2 separate regions of the Homo sapiens genome follow, and region 1 is linked to region 2. A link is a loop called in an ENCODE intact Hi-C map of the cell type or tissue named here. Cell type or tissue: mammary epithelial cell. All regions are shown on one strand.

Region 1 (8,000 bases), 79 kb after region 2:
ACTAGGGGAGGGACTTGCGTGCTAGGAGATAAATTACCTGTTGTGACTGCCCCAGATGTGCCTGCCTACCAGACACTCGATCTTGCAAGGCTGTTATTAAAAGTCTCACTTTCGCTGTTCTTTTTGCTTCTAAGTCCATCTTTGGGTTTGGGTGGGTGAGTGTGTTTCTCACATTAGCAATAACTCTGGGCTTATTCAATATACCCATGAGTTTCTGGTATCTGATAAATTCCTTAGTCTGTGAAATAAAGAAAAGTATATAGCATGAGAACCAAATATTTTAATGGTAGGATATATTCAAATCTTAAAAAAATAGGATATAATTATAGCATTACCACTTTTTATTTTCAAACATTAACAATAAACACTCATAATATCTCTTCTGCCATTGAGAGTTTGTATCATTGCTGTTGGTTGGATAATATGCTGCACAAATCTGTGCAATTCTCTGTCCTGTTTCTTCTGTGCACAGCTGAGAGAACTAAACAAAAGTGCATTTATAAAAAGTGAATGCTTTCCTGGCTCCGGGACACTATGTCTTATTCAGCATGAGATGGGTTCTGAAATTCTGAGTGCCTTTTAATATCTTATTCAGAAAACAACCTCTAAATTTTGAATGTCATAATTTTGTGATTTAAAAAAAATCATCAGTGTTATTGATATTTCCAATTATTGTTAGTAAGCAGGTATGAAAGAGAGTATGGTGTAAAAATATATCAAACCTGATGTGTTATTTGGCTGGAGCTGCAGTGACAAAGTACCACAGACAGGGTGGCTAAAAAAACAAAACAAACAAAAAAACAGAAATTTACTTTCACTGAATTTGTAATTGTAATTTTATTTAACTTTAAGTTAAATAAAATTTAACTTTAAGTTTATATAGCCACTTGTGGCTAGTGCTACTGTATTGGGCAGTAGAGATGTAGCACTGAGTTTTTTTTCTTTTTTAATGTATCTGGGTATATCAATGGCAAATGTGCTTTTATATGTTGGAGTTGGAGCTACAAAAATATAATTTGATGCTCTGTATATTGTCTGCTATACTTTTGTTAAAGTTATTACTTTCTATATATCCAGGGCCTGTAGGTATATATATATATATGTGTGTGTATATATATGTGTGTGTATATATATGTGTGTGTATATATCTGTATATGATATATAGATATATAGATATATAGATATATCTATATAGATAGATCTATATAGATATATAGATAGATCTACATAGATAGATATATAGATATATCTATATAGATAGATATATATATAGATATATAGATATAGATAGATATATACACACACATACATGATAATGAATGTTCTCACTTCCTGGTGGTTAGTCACCTATCTCTTATAATCTTTGTATCAATTTTTGTCTAAAATTCTATTCGGTTTGTTATTTACATTGCTTTTCTTTAAGTTAAATGTTTTGGCACACACACCGTCATATTATTTCCCACCTTTCAGGGTTGTTTTGTTTTTAGTGTACCTTTTTAAAAGGATATATACCTATATTTTCAAAAAATTCAATCTGATAACCTCTGTCTTAAAAAGTGCGATTGTTCCCTGATTCAAGTGTTCTTTATATTCAGGCAAACCGGTTGTGCATTCATGTGTGTGTAAATATAGCTAAAATAAAATTAAATGTCCTAATATCATTTGGCTGACATTCTCGTGCCGATCATGAAAATCAATTTAGTAAGGAGAAATGGTAAGCCTTAATTGATTTACCTGACTCTAAACCTATCAGCTCTTTTCTCACTTTAGTTTGGTTCAATTTGACAAGCAGCTACGAGTAACTTGCTTGATTCTGTCAACTAAACTCACTGTTGGGCAGGCACTACCTTGCATTTTTTTCTAGTACTACATATTGAAATTTTAAAGCAGGTTATCAAGGAGATTATAATGTGACCAACTTCTCTGGCTTAGTAGAGAATATTTTTAGTTTAAATGTTGCAGTGAGACTAAAGCTGAAATCACAAATGTTCAGTGGCATTCTGTTCAAGGGTTGAAACTGAGCCACTTGAAATGAAGTAGGGAAGGCAAAGCTCTACCTCTGCACTCTTAGGATCTTTGGCTAGGTTTGAGACTAGATTGACATAAGGCAGATTAATAGGAGAAAATCGTAGAGTTTATTTTACATGCACCTAGAAATCTCCACAAGAAAATGAAGACCGAAAGAAGTGGCAAAACCCAGATGTTTATACATTAGGTTGAACAAAGTCTGGTGATAGTGGATAAGTAACTAATATGTATGGGATAGCTAAGGAAGATAAAAATTATTTTTATAAGATCTGTTGGTACAGATACTTTTCAGCCTTGACTCACCATCTCTGGTAAGAAAAATATTTCTTTCTTCCTGGTACAGGGAGGAGAAAGAAGGTCAGACTCTTTTTTTCCTGCTATTTTTGAAATGCCTTATGCCAAAGTGGCTAATTTTGAGGTGGCATATTCTGCCAACGTTCGGTAGCACAGACACTCAGTATCTCAAGTATTAGAGATGACGTATGTCTAGATGGAATTTCCCAGGCACCAGAGTCTGAAATGGAGATTGATGTGCAAGAAGAGCTCTTAGAGGGAGTAAGGGCAGCAGCACTGGGAAGACGGGGAGGCTTACTGAGTGGTGGTTGTAAAAGAGCTCTCAGATAGTGTCATGGGGAGCTCTGAAGCTAGCATGGCTCTTCCACATTGTCTGGCATTGAGACAAGGGGGTTGTGCTTTTTCACCCCAGCATCAAGCAGTCCTTGGATATGGCTGTCCTCAGGGAAGACATGCAGATGAGGTAGTTTTATTGGGCAGGAGAATGAGTAGGGAGGTACTAACTTGTGAGCTTTCAGGATCCAACACTTGTGGCTGGGGAAATTAATGTTTTGTTCCTGAAGGAGGATCTGAGGGTCCCATTAAAGCATCCTCCACAATCTGTTACTTAGAAGTTAGGAAGTGTATGTGCTTAATTCTTTTCATTAGGCAGTGGGATATTAAAATGAAATTACTTAAGATTTATAGTCAGAATATGTCTGTGGAAGTATAGAACTAATTTATTAATGTTTTCATTTCATTAACATATTTTAGTGCTTAAACAATTTCTTAACTTAAAAGTTGGAAGTATCTGACCTTATTAGAAAAAACTTCAGTAAGCGTATTCATTTCTGATAAACAAATAATGTGAGAAAGAATACCCAGAGAGGTTAGTCAAAGGAATGGAAGGAGATAAATGAATGAATGCTATCAATAAGGAAAGTGTCCTAAGAATCAGATGTTAGTCATCTCAGTTGTTGACGGAAAGTCAGGTAGGATAAAGACCAAGGAATACCCACTAGATTCACAACCAAGGGGCTCTGGGTGTTCCTTTTTAGGTGAGGAATTGGGGACAGACTACAACTTGCAAGCAGTGAAGTGACTGAAGGAGTCATAAGGGAGGAAGTGTTTGTGATGATTTGAGCATTTATCAATGCTGAGCAGAAAGAGCTCGTTAAGAGAAAATGGAAATAATAAGAACTCAGAGGTAAAATCTCTCCTCATGGAGGAGCTGGGAAATAGTAAGTTCTGGGAAGAAGGCACAGTATATAAAACTCAAGCAGCTCTTTGTTACCCTGATTAAGCTGTTTTGCTAATTTAAGGGAAGGAAAAGTTAAACAAACACTCTTATTGTTATTGGGTGAGTTTAAGTAAGTTTATTTAGATAATGTCACGGAATGTTAAATGTGTAACATTATTAACACTAAAAAGCCAAACTCACATTGTAGACTTACTCTACTTATTTATTTGTTTGTTTGTTTATATATTCCCAGCTCCATTTAGAAATCTAGATGGAAACTATTGAATTTAGCAGTTCACCTAGAAATAACAAAAACAAAAACATTTTTTAAATGTGCCATTCTAGGATAAGACAGGTACAGTTACAATCCCCAAGCTTTGAGCTGCGTTTCTTAGCTCCACACTATACGTTGCTTTCATTTGTTCATTTATTTATTCAACTTTAATTCAACAAGTATTCTCGAGCACTTATTTTATGTAGACCTTGTTCTAAGTGATGGGTATAGGAGTAAAAAAAAAAAGTCTATTCTTGTGGGGATTCATTATAGTGGGGAAGAGAGACAATAAACAAGATATTTATGTAAAATGTGTAGTATGACATTTGGTGATCAGTGTTCCTAAGGAAGGCCAGGATTTGGGGTCAGGAAGACCTGCAATTTTAAGTTGAGTAGTCAGGGGAAAGCTTTCTGAGAAGATAATTTCTTAGTAAAGACTTAAGGAAGATGAGACTCTTGCTTGGAGCAAAAGCATTCCAAACAGAGGAAAGTGTTTAGATGGAAATATCCCGAGGTGACAGGACGATGTGAAGCCCTCTGAGTACAGTTGATATTTACTTGGTAGGTATTGGTCCAATCTTAGTAGGTGGATGTTAGCATGAATTTCAGTTGGTCAGGGCCTGCATTATACTCCCTGCTAAATTTTAGAATTTCATCATCACAATGAGAATTTTAACCAAAGGGGAAGCATAACCTGACATTTTTTAACAAAATCACTCTTGCTGCATGTTGAGAAGATAGTGAAAACATCAAAAATAAAAGCAAAGAAATGAGGTTATTGCAGTCACCCAGGCAAAAGAGGATTATGGATTGAACTCGGGTGTTAGAAGTGTAGGGGTGAGAAATGGTCACATTCTGGATGTATTTTAAAGGTAAAGGCAACATAAACTGCCCACAGAGAGGATGTGGGTATGAGAGAAAGTGATGAGTCATGAATGCCTCTAAGGGTTTTGGCCCAAGCCACTGGAAGAATGAAGTTGACGTTAACTGAGATGAGAAAGACAACGGGAAAAGTAGGTCTGGGGAAATTATCAGGAGTGTGGACATGTTAAATTTGAGATGCAGATTAGTCATCCAAGTGAGTTCGTGAGTATAAATCTGGGGTTTTTAGGGGATATAGCAAAAATGTTAGAGTCTTCAGTCTGTGGATGGTATTTAAAGCCAAGAAGACTATTTGAAGTTACAAAGGGAATGAGTATAGATAGAAAAGACAAGAGGTCCAGGGACTGAGCCCTGGAGCACTCTAAAATTAAGAGTTAGAGAGGAAGAGGAAGAGCCCGCTAAGAAGGAATGGCTAGAGAAGGAGGAGGGAAATCAAAGAAAATGTGTATTGGAAACCAAGTAAAGAAAATGTTTCACAGAGTAGACAGCATTCAACTCTGTCTAATGCTGCTCATTGGTCAAGTAAGAAGATGACTAAGATTTGACATTTGTATTTAGCAGCGTTTTTGATTTCAAGAATTCCCTTCATTTCCCCCTGTGATCTTGTAAAAAGCAGGCCTGTGCATGTGTCCTTCCATAGTACAGAAATTCTTGCATTTTAATCCCTAATGTTCATTAAGCTTGTGTAGTTTCATTAATTTCAAAATTCAACCTGAATTCCAAATTGTATTAGCAATCATTTTGACAGATATTTAAATGCTGATTTGATCTACAAATTTAATATTGCAAATTATTCAGAATCTGAAAAGCAATACTGTTGTTTTCTTCAATTTGTTCAACTCAGTCCTGCTGACGATGATCTGGAGATATGCTGCAGAGAAGACCAACACCTTTGGAAGAGAAATACCCACATCTTACTTTCTTAATAATAATAATTTCACATTTCTTATTACATCCAAAAATAAGCTCTCATTCTTGTATAAAGAATCCACATAGCACATTTTTCTTTAGAAATTAGATTACTATATATTCTTTATGAAAATAAGGCAAGTGGATAAATACAGCTTTAGCTCAATAGAACGTATGCATCTATTATACCATTCAACAATATTATATAAATAATCACCAACCCAGAGTCTCTGCATCTCCCATTATGTGGCTGTCTTCCTCTCTAATTGCCAGTGTTATTTTCTGGTTACAAGCATTTCAGGTAGAGGATTGTTTTTAGAAGAGCACCAATAGATTTTTATCTAAACCATGAAAGAGGTTTTTACCTACTAGACTTCTGCACTAGCATTGCTGAGATACTGTGTCTGGCCCAAAGACTGGGCACAATTCCAGAAGTTCAGCTTAAAACCTCAGTGGGGAGAGCAGGTACATACAGGCTGCCCCACTGGGAACCTTGAATGCTGAACAGCTGAGGATCAGCCTAATTGATTCCAACCTGAGGTGCAGAGCCTTATTTTATGAGGGCAAAAGAAAAACCATGAGAAATAATTGTATCCAAAACCTTCAGAAAGAACAAATAAACCCTGCATTATTCTATTTATTCTATTGCCCCATTTTACCTAATAAGTTATAAAGTATACAAAAAGTAAAATCATGGCTCCCTTATATAAAGACTCCAACTAAATATGTAATGTGGTCAAAGCCTGGCGAAAGTTTAACAAAATAAAAAAGCAAGCAAACGCAGAGTATATGCTAAATATATTGTCTTGATTCATAGTGTAACTGTCTACTGAATTCCTTCAGTATAGGCTTGATAAGACCTTAAGCACTGCATATCAGCCTGTACTGCAAGATTTATTGCTGAATAGTCTTTTTATACTTTAGAGAGTATTTTATTTATTTCATTTTCCATTAATAAATCTTCTGCTCTTTCACGTGGACATCTATGGCTTTTTCTTTTAAAATAACGACAGGCTCTATGACTCCCTACTCTCTTCCCTCTAAATATATAGAATGGGGAGAGTGTAGCAAGCTAAAGCACACATTGGTTTTTGTGAAAATGCATGCTATCACAAAATTAAAACATTTAAAAAATCCTTAACTGCAATCTACTGCCTATGCTATTCTCAGGAGAGTTTGGTGCAGAAAGCCAAAGCTCAGGAATATTTATGCAGCCTGACTACAGAGTTCACTGTAAGCCTAGAGCTAAAGCAAAAATTTAAAGATACAGGACAAGAGTTTCATCTTGGGTGAATCCATGAAAAAAATTCCCATGGAATTATATAGGTTGAGATTCTGGCCGCCAGCAATAATGTTCAAACAGGCAAAAGGAACTACACGTATAATATAATTTCAGTTCTGTGCTCTGCGTGTTTCCCCATTTCCATATAAAGCACTGGCACTGATATTAATCAGTGCCACTGGATCCCTCCTGCCACTGACAGAATAGTCACCATGACACTTTCTCTGTAAGAACTTTCTATCTGAGGCGTTCCACAGCCCATCCCTTCCCTTCATCAAATCCATGGCTAAAGCAGCCACTATCACTGAAAGTGCAGCAATGCATGCCAAGTGTGACCAAACATATTAGTAACTACATGTGAATTTATTTTCAGGAACCTAGAAGCCCAAGTCTGACATAAGATAATCTTTTTATTATGGTTTTCTTTCATGAATATATTTTGTCTCACTTAAGTATGAACAACATTAATTTTATAATATCCTACAGACAAAGTGTTTTGGTTTACTCATCTGGGCATTTATTGCATATCTATTGCTATTATACGTGCCAGACACCGTGCTACGCATGAGAATGCAAAACCCTCTAAGACATGGTTCCTGCTTTCTAACTAGTAATGCTTCTTAAATATGAGATACTGTAGCTCCCAACTGGCTTCAGATTAGCAAATCAATATGTAGGCAAAGTAGCATTTGAAGGCTAGATAAATATCATTCACACAAACATATGTAATATGGATTTGCATACACACCTATTTCTGTTGGAATTAGAAAATTTAAATGTACTTTACTTAATTAATGATAGCATTTTATCAGTAAGCTTTTCCTTAGAATCAATGAATATTAATAGTGCAATTCAGGTTATGTAAGTGTTCATGATTTTTTTGACACTTAAAAGGGGCCCACTTATTCAAGAACATTCAAATTTACTGTTATGCATATTTACGTATATGGTTCAAATATAATCATAGTGCTATTTAACACAGAATAACTTACACATGCCTTTAGAAACACTCTTGTAGGTACTGACTTCTTGTGACAGATGTTTGTTTTGTTTGTTAAACTAAACTTCAACCCATCACAGAGCATTCTCTGGTCACAGAATGTCACTGAAAA
Region 2 (8,000 bases):
TTACACATAATATTATTATGCTATTTATTGTTATTTTTTATCATGTACATATGTACTAAATAATAATGCAACACACAAATTTCTGCCCTTAGCTTTTTTTATTTCATATTGGTAGGGGGTCTTTAAGTATTCATGATCTTCTTGAAATTATTTTCTCTCTCTCTCTCTCTTTCTCTCTCTCTCTCTCTCTCTCTCTCTATATATATATATATATACACACACATATATATACACATATACACACATATATATACACACATATATATACACACATACATATATACACACATATATATACACACACACATATATATATATATATATATATACTTTTTATCTATATGTATCTCTTGCTATATGTTGCAGATTTTCTGTTTCTAACTCATCCCTCAGCTTAAACTGCACAGCCTGGGAGAATCTCTCTCTGGTCATCTTATCCAAGTAACTCATGCTCACACACACACTTACATACACATCATATTTCCCTGTTATTATTCTGTCACTGTACCATTATTAAATATATTATAACACTTTTCAAAAATCATAGTTATATAATCATTTATTTGCTCATTTATTTTTTATCTTATTTCCAATAGACTGTAAGCTTGATGAAGGCAGGAAGAATATCTCTGTTCCTTAATGTATACCCAGCTCCAAACGTGGTACCTTACATATAGTAGGCACTCAGTTAATATTTATTTTCTGACTTTATGCATGCATGCATGCATGCATGAAGAACAACTCTGCTGGTATATACATCTTTTTATCGTTAAAAATGTGTTCCTTTGATAGACCCATTAAGTTATTTAATAAATTGTTATCTACTTGATGCACTGATGCATTGACTTGTGAATCATGGTACAAATGGTACATTATTAAAAAGCAATAAATACTTTAGTAGTGGCAAACTCTAAGAGCTGAATAGATTAAGTGACCTACTGTTTCCATAGCTGTCTAATTTATAAACAGTTTAAAAGGAAGATTCAGGTTTTATCTGTGGTTGCCAAATTACAATAAAATACTTTTAATACTATATGGGAGCTAGACAGTAAACTTTATTTATTTTATTATCCAGGTTTGACAGGAAAAGTATGTGCAACAAAAACAAAGTACTTAGTGGTGTTTTTAATTATCATATGGAGGAGCTGCAGGTAGCCCTCTGATCTACTAATTGCCGCAGTGCCCTGACAGTTACTCCCATCAGCTCCAGCAGCAATAACTTTCCTCCAAGCATAACTTCTTTCCCTCCTCCCACCATGCAGTCACACCTGCTAAAAGCAGAAGTACTTGGCAGAGGGGAAGAGACAACACCTGGGAACTGTGTCTGCCGAGGAGCTGAGAACCTTCTAAACAGCTCTGTTTAGAGTTGTTTGTGTAATGACAATCTGTATGTCACTGCAAACTGCTATTTATTCCCCTTTAGGCAACTGTATTTCTACCTTTCTTAAATGCCTCAATAGTTCTGAAACAATTTACATGTTTGAGACCCTGGTAATTGTGTGATTTCCACTTCTAAATCTAAAAGTCTAAAATAGACATATCTTTCTAAAAAGGTATAGAATGGAAAAAGGTGTATAAAATAAAAACTGTAAAATCTAATACTTTGCTCCTGTTTATGTGTTAAGAAAAAGGCTTTGGCAATTATCGTTGTTTGGTTTGAGGAAAGGCAGTTAATTTCTAGTCTTTGTTTTAAAATTTCAAGTATTTTGTAACCCATAAGCAAGTATACACTCATTGATGAAAAGGTATAATGATGACATATTGGCGTCTGTACTTTGAGACTTGTTTAGCTAAATAAGTATCTTTAAGTATATGTTTAACCATAAAATGGATCATATCATACAGCGTTTGGGGGTTTAATTTTCAATTTAATTATTATAGTAAAATGCACATAACATGAAATTTACTATGTCAATCATGTTTTTAGGTGTACAGTTTAGTGATATTAAATACATTTATAATGTTGTGCAATCATTATGACCATCCATCTCCATAATTCTCTTTATATTGTAATGCAGAAACCCCATCCATACTCATTAAACAATAATTCCCCATTTCTCCCTCTTCCCAGCCCCTGACAACCACCATCCTACTTTCTGTTTCTGTGATTTTGACTACTCTAAGTCTCTAAGTACCTCATGTAAATGGAATCATACCTTATTTGTGAGACTGGCTTATTTCACTTAGCATAATGTCTTCAAGGTTCATTTGTTTTGTAGCATACGTTAGAATGTTCTTCCCTTTTAAGGCAAAATAGAATTCCTTTGTTTATATATGTATGTATGTGTATGTTGTGTTGTCGTTCCTTTTTAAGGCAAAATAGTATACTATTCCCTTGTGGTATGTATGTATATATGTATGCATATGTTGTGTGTGTATATTTATATGTGTGTGTATATTTATATGTGTGTGTATGTTTATATATATTATATATACATATATATTCTAAGTTTTTGCTATTGTGAATAATGCTGCTATGAACATGGCTTCACAAGTATCCCTTTCAGAGTCTGTTTTCAATTCCTTTGTTATATACCCAGAAATGTAATTGCTGGATTCTATGGTAATTCTATTTTTAATTTTTGGAGGAACTTTCATAGTGTTTTTCACAGCAGCTATAGCATTCTACATCCCCACCAAGAGTGCACATACTCTACAACACTTTTTATTTTATGCTTTTTAGGTTTTTATTTTTTCAGTAGTCATCTTAATTAGTGTAAAATGGTATCTCATTTTAGTTTTGACTTGCATTTTCCCAACTATTAGTGATGTTGAGCATCTTTTCATGTGTTTATTGGCCATTTGTATATCTTCTATGGGAAAACATCTGTTCAATTCCTTTGCCCATTTTTGAATCGAGTTGTTTTTGTTGTTGTTGAGTTTTAAAGTTCTCTATATATTCTGGATATTAATTCCTTATCAGATATGTTTTGCAAATTTTTTTTCTCATTCCGTGGGTTGCCTTTTTATTCTGTGGTAGTTTATTTGGATATACAAAACTTTTTAATGTTTATAAGTCCAATTTGCTTATTTTTTCTTTTGTTGCCTGTGCCTTTCGTGTCATATCAAAGAAATCATTGCCAAATCTAATGTTGTGAAATTTTTACCCTATTTTGTCTTCTCAGAGTTTTGAAGTTTTAGATCTTAGATTTATATTTGATCTATTTTGAGTTCATTTTTGTATACGATGTAGGTAAGTGCTCAACTTCATTCTTTTATATATGGATATTCAGTTCTACCAGCAACATTTGTTGAAGAACCTGTCCTTTCCCCATTGACAATCCATATCGAATGGCTTTGGCACGCTTGTCAAAAATCCTCTCACCATATATGTGAAACTTTATTTCTGAGCTTTCTATTCTATTCCATTTGTTTCTATGTCTCTCTTCGTGTCAGACCACACTGTTTTGATTACTGTAGCATTGCAGTAAGTTTTAAAATAAGGAAGTGTGAGTCCTCCAGATTGGTTCTTCTTTTTCAAGATTTCATATGGTCTTAGGATGGTCTTTAAAATTTTTTTGTAAAAAAGCATCCTCTGAAAGTTTCAAGCCCTCAATAGATTCCAGAGTTTCAAAATAGTTACATCAGACAAATTCTGCCAGTGCAATTTTTGCCTAGGTAGGGAGGCAGATTCTTGGTGCTTCCTACTTCAGAATCTTCTGGGAATCCATTCACCTTATAGTTGTACTTATTCAACAACATTTTATTAAACTCAGACAGATGTAAGAAGTGTTTTGAGTGCCAAAATTACAGTGATCAAAAAGCTGAAAATCTTTTCTCACATAGAGCTTATATTGTAATGGAGAGAAACGGAAAATAAACAAGCAAATTATCTAGTTGGTTGAAAGGATGGGGTAGAAATTTTTAGACAGAGTCTCGCTCCATCATCTACGGCTGGAGTGCACTGGAGCCATCTCGGCTCACTGAAATGTCTGCCTCCTGGATTCAAGGGATTCGCCTGTCTCAGCCTCCCAAGTAGCTCAGATTATAGGCATGTGCCACCATGCCCAGCTAATTTTTTGTATTCTTGGTAGAAACAGGGTTTCACCATGTTGGCCAGGCTAGTCTTGTACTCCTGACCATAAGTGATCCTCCTGCCTCAGCCTCCCAAAGTGCTGGGATTACAGGCATGAGCCACCGCTCCTAGCTCAGATTCCCTTTTTATATTGAGTGCTGAGATTCAGTCTCATTGCTCAAAAATATTAAGGAAGTGAGGTATTGCAAATATGTTTTCTCACATTTTATTTGCCTTTATATTGCACTTACTATGTTTGTTAAAAGTTGTTAAAGTTGGCTGCAATGAGCTGTGATCACACCACTGCATTCCAGCTTGGGAGGTGACAGAGCAAGACCCTGTCTCAAAAAAAAAAAGTCATTAAATTTAAAACAGATTTATTTTATAAAATATGCTTGTGTTTCCCTTTATGATTTCTGCTGTTGGCATTATATTTAAGAGTATAAGAAATGCTATTTGTTTTTCCTACCAAACTGTTATCTGTGCTTCCCCACATGACTTAAAACAACTGTTAGAAAAAGAAACATGTATTATACACTAAATGCTATGATATAATTTGCATCTTTTCAGGGACTTATTTATTAAGCTACTTCTCTATTAGTGTGTCAGTAGTACTTGGTTTTAACTATTGTATTTTGTTATATGTTTGTGCCATTGTGGATAATTATTTAAAATATATCTGAATGTAATTTGCTAATATTTTTGTTGGGACATTTGCATCTATTTTCATAAATGACATGTTATACTAACTTTATTAAGCTTGGTATTGGAAAAAATGCCAGACGGATAGAATTACTTGGGGAGCTTTTCTTCTCTGAAACACTTTAAATACTGCATGAGTTTTCTGTTCCTTAAGTTTTGAAATAACTCACCTACTAGCAGTCTGATCTGTTTGGTGGGTACTTTTGTGTATACTGTTTCTAGAGTCTTTCGTAGTTAGTGGAATACTTTCTTGTTATCCCCTTTCCGTTTTTGATAATTTATCATTTCTGATACAATAGAACAGTTTAACAATATTTTCTAATTTATTAGCACATATTATATGTACCATTAAAATGTTCATAGAGAGTTACATATTTATAGAATAATGTGAAAGAAAAATGTACAAAACAGATCACAGAAATCTACATAGAGAATGGTAACTATGAAGTAAAGAAGTAAGCATTAGACAAAGTAAAGCTCCTAGGTTTCAAGAGTCACATTTTCTGCTTCAACGGATTACTAACTTTGGTTTTCTCATGTGTAAAACGGGGATAATAATAGAGCCTGACTTGTAAGGTTATTTTAAGGGTTTAATAGAGGTTAAGTGCATAGAACCATATCTGTGGCCCATGATGGATATGATGATGATCATGATGATGATGGTGATGGTGACGGTGGTGGTGGTGCTGGTGGCGACAGTATAGTATCTCCAGTGCTGTAGCACAATACTTGGTACACATTCTGATTTTAGAAAAATAATTGGTTAATAAACTGTTGTTTTTCTTTATTTTATTTTATATATATTTTTTTACTTTTTGGCAAAATACTTATCAAAAAGACTTCAGTCTTTGAGCTATAACTTTCTGGCATGTTGGTGTATTGTATTGGTTAAGAGAAAGATTTTTCTAATCAGATAGACTAGGAATTGGATCCTGGATGAAACATTTATTTGCCCTGATACCTTTTAGAGGTTATATACATAACCTGTTTCCTCATTCCTCGAGTGTGGATAAAGCAATAGCAATCTAATAGAGCTGTTGTAGAGATTAAAAGAAATAACCCATGTAATGTGCTTACAAATGCTGGCACAATACAGGTCCTCAATAAACATCTGGTATTATTATTTTCTTAATTGTGGTCTGGCTGTTAAAAGGGGAAAGTTATTCTGAGACACAATCCAAAAGAGAATGGTATAGGCAAGATATAGGAACCTGGAATGTTCTGAAAAATTCACTGATTGGCAAAGGTTAGCAATCCTAGAATTGATATGATATATGTTTTTATTATGTTTCTGACTTTAAATTATTGCATTTGGGGAGTACTTGACTGTAACAGAATATTAATTAATGTCTCCTAAGTCATCAGGTGGTCTCTGCTTTCTTTTTACTCTTTCCACCTAGATGTGCTTACTTTCCATTCTGAAGATAGACTATAAGTTGTGTCTTGATTTATAACTTATAACAGAAACTACTAAAATATCTAAGGTTGTTTTTATTTTACATTTTGCTTTAGAGGTCTTAATTGTAAATATGGTATAAAAGGAAGATTTTTTAAAGGTGGAACTCAGGATGTTAAAATGAAAAACAATTGGAATATGTTCTTGTTTTAGAGCTAAGTTTCTATGCAACAGAACTGGATTTTAAAATGAAGGTGGCCATGAGCATGAAAGTTTTTTGTAATCTACTAGTTCATGGCTGGTTGTTTCTGTGTTCAGTACTTAGTATTCAGAAAACTCTTTACTACTTCCTATCTTTTAGCAGTTCAAATTTATTTAAATATCATATATACCTCAAAAATGAATAAAAAATAAGTGCATATTGCACTTAAGATTTTAATATACAATAATTGTTTGCATTTTAAATAATTTATTTTTGCTACCTCCTCCTCTCAAAACAAGCGAACAGCAACAACCCCTCAAAACCCAATACTTTCCATTAGAGAAGATATTTAAGTTAAGTATAAGACATAAATATACAAACATGTTTTAAGGATTGGTATAACACTCTATGGTTTCCCAAAGAACAGACCAAAAATATATATGAGATTAATTAAGTGGTTTGGATGAATTAAAAAATAGGTATTAAAGTTTCGGGTTAGAAAATTGCTAGGCTAATTTGTATCAATTTGTACCTATTTCTAAAGTAACAACATTTATAACTAAAATTAACCTGTTGCAGGATTCCATATGAAATTTATGTAGTGTGAGATTTATCATGTATATATAATATATTAATTTTTAAAAATAAAGTCATAATTTAAAACATTATTTGGGGTACTATATAAATGGCCCCATAAAAGAACAATTGTAATGTGCAGATTTAGGATTATCTTCTCATTTTAAGGTTAGCTGATTAGGAGTCTTACCTGTATTTGCTAAATCCCTTTTGCCAGGTAATGTGACATATTTAATGGGTATAACATCAAGGGATGAAGATCATGGAGATCTGGAATGCTACCTACTGCAATTGTTTATATACACAATCTCATGTAGGTATAGGATTGTATAACTCTGCATCTGTAGCATGTATCTGTGTAACAATTTCCAAAGCAATATGAATTCGTTTAGGTATCAAAAGACAATTCTGGCTCTAACAAGTACTTGCCTTGTGACTGGGCAAATTCTGAATTCCAAGCCTCAATTCCCTTATTTGGCAAAAATAGAGACCGTAGCTTCTCCACTACTTGTCTTTTTGGCATATGTAATGATCAAGATAAAAATGAAGCAATACACAGGAAATGATTTCAGAACCTGAAAACTGCCTTACATTGTCTGTTTTGGTTGTAGCTTCAAAATCTTAATTTGTCTTTTATACCTTTATAGAATCAGGCAAAATTGGAAGTAGTGACAATTTCACTTCTTCTATAATCTTCCCTTGGTTGTGTTTGTATATTTTACTGTACCCATTAAGATGTCATGAAAACGCTTGATGACAATTATTTTGAAAATGAACACAAGCACACTAAGAATTGATGACAAACCTGATATATAGTCAGTGATTTGTGAGAACCCAAGCGATGATCAAAATATGAACAATGCTTATATATTAAAATGAGTATATTTATATCTGATGTCCCCATATTTCCCTGATTTCTCCAATTTTTTTTATCTCCAGTTGAGATCTAGAAGTTGTTGGCTTAGAAAATTAATTTTTATCCATACAAATTTATACAGTCAAGAAGTTAAATTAGTCACTCACCATCATGAAAAAATTGTCACCTCTAAAAGAATAAGGCATCTTACCTCTTGCTATGTTTCTGTGACCCAAAATTTCAATTTTTTCAG

Evidence for each region. A loop is a pair of places that touch in the nucleus more often than their neighbours do. Peaks named below come from ENCODE experiments on the same cell type or tissue, not always from the same donor. Only the 100,000 strongest peaks of a DNase experiment are listed, where the experiment ranks them.
Region 1: it touches region 2 in a loop (8-fold over the local background); 5 of 110 quality-filtered maps call a loop at or near these places.

What each region holds. Positions count from the first base shown.
Region 1 is chr5:84,284,933-84,292,932 of GRCh38, reverse strand. All of the region lies in intron 1 of EDIL3 (EGF like repeats and discoidin domains 3), which reads left to right. Among named protein-coding and RNA genes, the nearest start is that of EDIL3-DT, 93 kb to the left of the region's middle. In mammary epithelial cell, no CTCF peak of the experiment used is centred here; a DNase peak (open chromatin) is centred at 4,762; H3K27me3 peaks cover 839 bases.
Region 2 is chr5:84,363,649-84,371,648 of GRCh38, reverse strand. The region is part of intron 1 of EDIL3 (EGF like repeats and discoidin domains 3); the gene reads left to right. Among named protein-coding and RNA genes, the nearest start is that of EDIL3-DT, 15 kb to the left of the region's middle. In mammary epithelial cell, no CTCF peak of the experiment used is centred here; no DNase peak of the experiment used is centred here; H3K27me3 peaks cover 609 bases.